Linked DNA regions of Homo sapiens: region 2 is linked to region 1. A link is an interaction called in ENCODE POLR2A ChIA-PET data of the cell type or tissue named here. Cell type or tissue: PC-9. All regions are shown on one strand. Region 1 overlaps NSD1 (nuclear receptor binding SET domain protein 1). Region 2 holds the start of PRR7-AS1 (PRR7 antisense RNA 1).

Evidence for each region. ChIA-PET counts read pairs that join two places held together with the same protein. Peaks named below come from ENCODE experiments on the same cell type or tissue, not always from the same donor. Only the 100,000 strongest peaks of a DNase experiment are listed, where the experiment ranks them.
Region 2: POLR2A ChIA-PET joins it to region 1 with 36 read pairs; 3 of 35 experiments call an interaction of 5 or more read pairs at or near these places.

What each region holds. Positions count from the first base shown.
Region 1 is chr5:177,193,415-177,195,914 of GRCh38, reverse strand. The region is part of intron 3 of NSD1 (nuclear receptor binding SET domain protein 1); the gene reads right to left. Among named protein-coding and RNA genes, the nearest start is that of NSD1, 61 kb to the right of the region's middle. In PC-9, no CTCF peak of the experiment used is centred here; a DNase peak (open chromatin) is centred at 1,454; H3K27ac peaks cover 673 bases.
Region 2 is chr5:177,447,070-177,449,569 of GRCh38, reverse strand. All of the region lies in intron 1 of PRR7 (proline rich 7, synaptic), which reads right to left. It overlaps PRR7-AS1 (PRR7 antisense RNA 1), which reads left to right and starts at 1,626. Exons shown (of 3, transcript NR_038916.1): 1 at 1,626-1,926. RefSeq lists enhancers at 1-433, 1,471-2,099 and a silencer at 2,042-2,500. In PC-9, no CTCF peak of the experiment used is centred here; a DNase peak (open chromatin) is centred at 1,489; H3K4me3 peaks cover 1,665 bases; H3K27ac peaks cover 1,923 bases.

The sequences.
Region 1 (2,500 bases):
TTTCTCATGAGAGCAAGCAGTATAGATGTATGGCCCAATAATGAATCCCAAAACCTAGCACAGTACTCAATCTATACAAGGTATTTACTATTTGTCAAATAAATAGCATGGACTCAACTAGTATGCATAAGAAACACTATAAATAGGCTGAGTGCGGTAGCTCCTGTCAGTAATCCCAAGTACTTTGGGAGGCCGAGGCGGGCAGATCGCTTGAGCCCAGGAGTTTCAGACCAGCCTGGGCAACAAGGCAAAACCCTGTCTCTACAAAAAAATTAAAAACTAAGCCAGGCATAGTGGCGAATGCCTGTAGCCCCAGCTGCTTGGAAGGCACAGGAGGGAAGATCGCTTGACCCTGGGAAGCTATGGCTGCAATGAGTCATGATCACGCCACTGCATTCTAGCCTGGGCAATAGAACGAGACCCTCAATCAAAAGAGAGACGAGGAGAGAGAGAGAGAGAGACACCCTAATGAGTAAGAAACCAGCAGTCATAGGGACAGGGAGGTTAGAAAAGAAGGACTCAGAGTTTTCTAGTAGTAGAATTTAAATATCCAGACAGGTCACAAAGGATAAGGTATCAACATTTTTTTTGAATTAAAGAGAAAGTGTCTCATTGTATTGCCAAGGCTGGTCTCAAACTCCTAGGCTCAAGTGATCCTCCCACCTCGGACTCCCAAAGTGCTGGGATTATAGGCATGAGCTACCGTGTCTGGTCAAGGTATTAAATTTTTAACACACTAAGTTATTTTCTTCTTTTGAGACAGAGTCTCGCTCTGTCACCCAGGCTGTAGTGCAGTAGTGTGATCTTGGATCACGGCAACCTCCACATCCCGGGCTCAAGCAATTCTTCTGCCTCAGCCTCCCCAGTAGCTGGGATTGTAGGAGCATGCCAACACACCTGGCTAATTTTTGTATTTTTAGTAAACACAGGGTTTCACCATGTCAGCCAGACTGGTCTCGAACTCCTGACCTCAGGTGATCTGCCCGCCTTAGCCTCCCAAAGTGCTGGAATTACAGGTGTGAGCCACTGCGCCCAGACACAAAACCTAGTACTGTGCTAGGTTCTGGCACCTGTAGTCCCAGGTACTCGGGAGGCTGAGGCAGGAGAATGGTGTGAACCCAGGAGGTGGAGCTTGCAGTGAGCCGAGATTGTGCCACTGCACTCCAACCTGGGAGACAGAGCAAGGCTCTGCCTCAAAAAAAAAAAAAAAAAAAAAAAAAGACACTAAAATTTATAAAGGTTTTTGGGCACCTCATTATTCAAAATATAAAATCAAATCCAGGAATTCTACTTTGGAGAAATCATCCTTTTTAAAAAAAAAAAAAAAAAAAAAAAGAGGCATGGTGACTCACACATGTAATTCCAGCACTCCGGAAGGCCAAGGTGGGAGGATCCCTTATTAAGCTCAGGATTTCAAGACCAGCCTGGGTAATATATGGAGACACTATCTCCACCCAAAAAAAAAAAAAAAAAGCCATGTGTGGTGGCACACGTCTGTGCTCCCAGCTATTCCAGCTATTCCAGCTATTCAGGATGCTGAGGTTGGATGACTGTTTGAGCCCTGGAGATCAAGGCTTCAGTGAGGCGTTGTTATGCCATTACACTCCAGCCTAGGCAACAGAATGAGATCCTGTCTCAGAAAAATAAACAAATACATAAATAATAAAAATATGAAAAAAATCTCCACAAAGTGGAAAAGGCAAGCTGCAAAATATACAATGTTCTGTTTGTGATAAAGGAAAGACGTGGAAGATGACTAAGAAGTATGTATTTACTCATGTAAATAAAAATATAATTTATATGAAAAAACATTATGTATATAAAAATATATTAATATCAGCCAGGTGTGGTGGCTCACGCCTGTAATCCAAACACTTTGGGAGGCCAAGACCTGTGGTTCACTTGAGGTCAGGAGTTTGAGACCAGCCTGGCCAACATGGTGAAACCCCGTCTCTACTAAAATACAAAAATTAGCTGGGCATGGTGGCACGCACCTGTAATCCCAGCTACTCTGGAGGCTGAGGCAGGAGGAGAATTGCTTGAACCCGGGAGGCAGAGGTTGCAGTGAGCCGAAATTGCGCCACTGCACTCCAACGTACGTGACAGAGCAAGATTCCGTCTCAAAACAAAACAACAACAACAACAACAAAAATTAATATCAATTGGTTGCCTGTTGAAAGGAGTGAAGAATGTGGCGGATCACAGCAAAGCAGAGAGTAAGCTGATTTTTCTGAATCTCACCAACATCTGACTTTCAGAAACTAAAATACATATATTAAAACTAAAATAAAATCACTACCATCCTAACAGAAAAAAGGACAGCTCAAATCAAGTTTCAGGCCAGGTGCAGTGGCTCACACCTGTAATCCCAACACTTTGGGAGGCTGAGGAAGGAGGATCACCTGAGGTCAGGAGTTCAAGACCAGCCTGGCCAACATGGTGAAACCCCATCTCTACTAAAAATACAAAAATTGGCCCGGCACGGTGGCTCACGCTTGTA
Region 2 (2,500 bases), 250 kb before region 1:
GATCTGACCTCCCAGGGGAGGCGGCCCCACGGGCGTGATGGTGACACCCTGTGGGGGGCAGCCTGGGTAACATGCAGAGTGCCGAGGGGTAGGCCTGAGCTCAAATCTGGCTTCTGCCCTCACCGAGCCATGTGATCCCATCCTGGCTACTCCCATACCTGAGCTGGAGTTTCTTCAGCAGTAGGACCAGGGTGCCGAGGGGACAACAGAACTCCCTCTGATGAGGGATCACCCTGCAGCCTCAAGAGGCTCAAATGCAGAAAGCAGCCCCTGGTGTCACAGTGTACACAGCCTGGAGGCGGCCCAGCAAAACCTGCGGTCCCTTTCCCACGGACCAGAGGTCTCAGACACAGGACCCTTAGGTTGGACACAGTTCTCAGACATGTTTTAAAAACAATCCATGTTCACAATCCATTTTTAAAAACATTCTGATTAATTGCCAACATTTAAAAATCCAGGAGATTTTATATAAAGGTCTGGATTTCTGGTTCATCTTGAAAATTGGACAGTCAGGTCATACCAAGTCCACATTTCACACAGTGACAAAGATTGGAGCTGAGCGGCTCCCTGGCCCGCCTCACTCATTCCATTTCCCCCCTGATCCTTGGAAGCATGTGGGTTTCCAATGCCTGGAGCTAGACTGAGCACCCACAGGCTGCAGCAGTGCATGGACCCATCTTTGCTAAATTTTCTCTCCCACAGCCAAGACTGCAAGCTGAGCAGGCCATGGAGCCCATGAGCCGAGGACCAGGGCTTGGGGTTTTCCCAGGGGACTGAGGCAGCCCTTTGCTGCTTGGTCTCACCGGAGAAAATGGAGGGAGGGAGGAAGTGAAGAAGGGAGGGAGAAAGCTGGCCCCATCCTATAATGCATCTGGGGGAGCAAGAATGTGGCTGATTTAGCTGGAAGAAGGAAAAATGTACCAAGACCCGAAAGACAGGGAATGTCCTCACTGGAGGAAAGTGAAGGAAGAAGGCTCTACAGTTCTTCTCCTGGGTTACAAGAGAAGTTAGCTAGCAGGCAGAGAGGAGCTTTGCCCCCAGAGAAGCCTGCAGTGTAGACTCAGCTCTGCCACTTACTGGTAGTGTGACCTTGGGCAAGTCACTCACCTCCCTGAGCCTCCCTTTAGAGTCTTCATCTCTAAAATGGGGATAATAAACTTACCTTGCGCAACTGTTGTAAAAAAAAATTAGGAGATAATGGATGCAGAGCACTCAACACAGGTCTCACAGAGCAGGAAGGGAATGAAAGGCACCCGTGAGTAATTCCCCAGGCGCCCCTGCCTGCAGGAGACTCAGGCCTGACCTCCAGGGCACCACCCATCTAAGGGCATCTTATGCCAAGGCCTCCAATGCCCCAGATGCCAGTCACCTCTAGGATGCCTCCCCGGATGGGAAAGGAAACCCAAGGACGGTTGTGGTCGCTGGGATCCTGGATCTGAAGCCCGCGGTCGGGGCTGGCATCTGCTGAGTCAGGCCTGGGAGAGCTGGCAGGAGGGCCATTTCTCTCTCCAGCATGATGCCCGCTGAGGGGAGGTTGGGAGGGGAGCCAGAGGTCATTTCCTCTGAGTCAGAGGCCATTCTCCTCCCAGAGGAGCTCCCCTGGCGGACCAGGCACCTCCATGTGGCGCGTGCCTCCCTGCCGGCCAACCTGCATGCTACTCAGTACAGTTGGGGCATTGTGCTCAGACAAGAAAGGGGCACTTGTGATCCAGACAATGGGCTGGGTCGCTCCCATTTGGCCTGGGCTTCAGCTTCCCTGGGTCAGCAATATCCTTTCCTCTGCTCCTGCCCACTCTGCTTCCACCCCTCCCTGGAGAATGGTGGCTAGGAACACGGAGCAGAGACTCACCGCGGGCCCATGCCCGGTTTGGCACGTGCCTCGGCCGTGAGGAGGAGGAGGGATGCAAGCTTCGCTCCTCTACCCTGGTAAGAAACGTCGCCCCTGGGGAACCCAGCTCGGCTCAGGCCATGTCCAGGGCCGGCGCGATTAGGTGGTGGCGGCGGTGGGTGGGTGGGTGGGGGGTCTATGGGCAAAGACCCCAGCGCCAGCCTCCATGCCTCCTCCTCCCGTGACAAGCCCAGGGGCTGGGCCGCCCCCACGTTTGCAGCCACCCCAGGAGCCCTGCTGCGACGACTGCAGCCACGTGGGAGCCAGCTCGTGCCCACGGCCGTTCGCCCCCACCCCCACCCTCGACGGGCTGTGGAGGCAGGCACACCCAGCCGGGCCAGAGGGGCGACATGCCCCCGCCGCGCACCCCTCTCCCCCTGCACCCCCGGGCTGTGGGCCCGCGTCGGGGGAGGGGGGAGGGAGGGGGAGGGGGCGTCGCCGCCCCGCAGTCGTGTTGCCGGGGAGCGCAACCCCGTTGCTGTGGCAACCGTTTCCAAGCGAACTGGTGGCGGCTCGCGCCCCGTTCCGGCTCCCTCGCTCACTGGCGCTCTCCCTCCCTCCGGTGTGGACTGGGGGAGGGGCTGCTCGCGGCCCGGGCGGGGGACCGGGGCG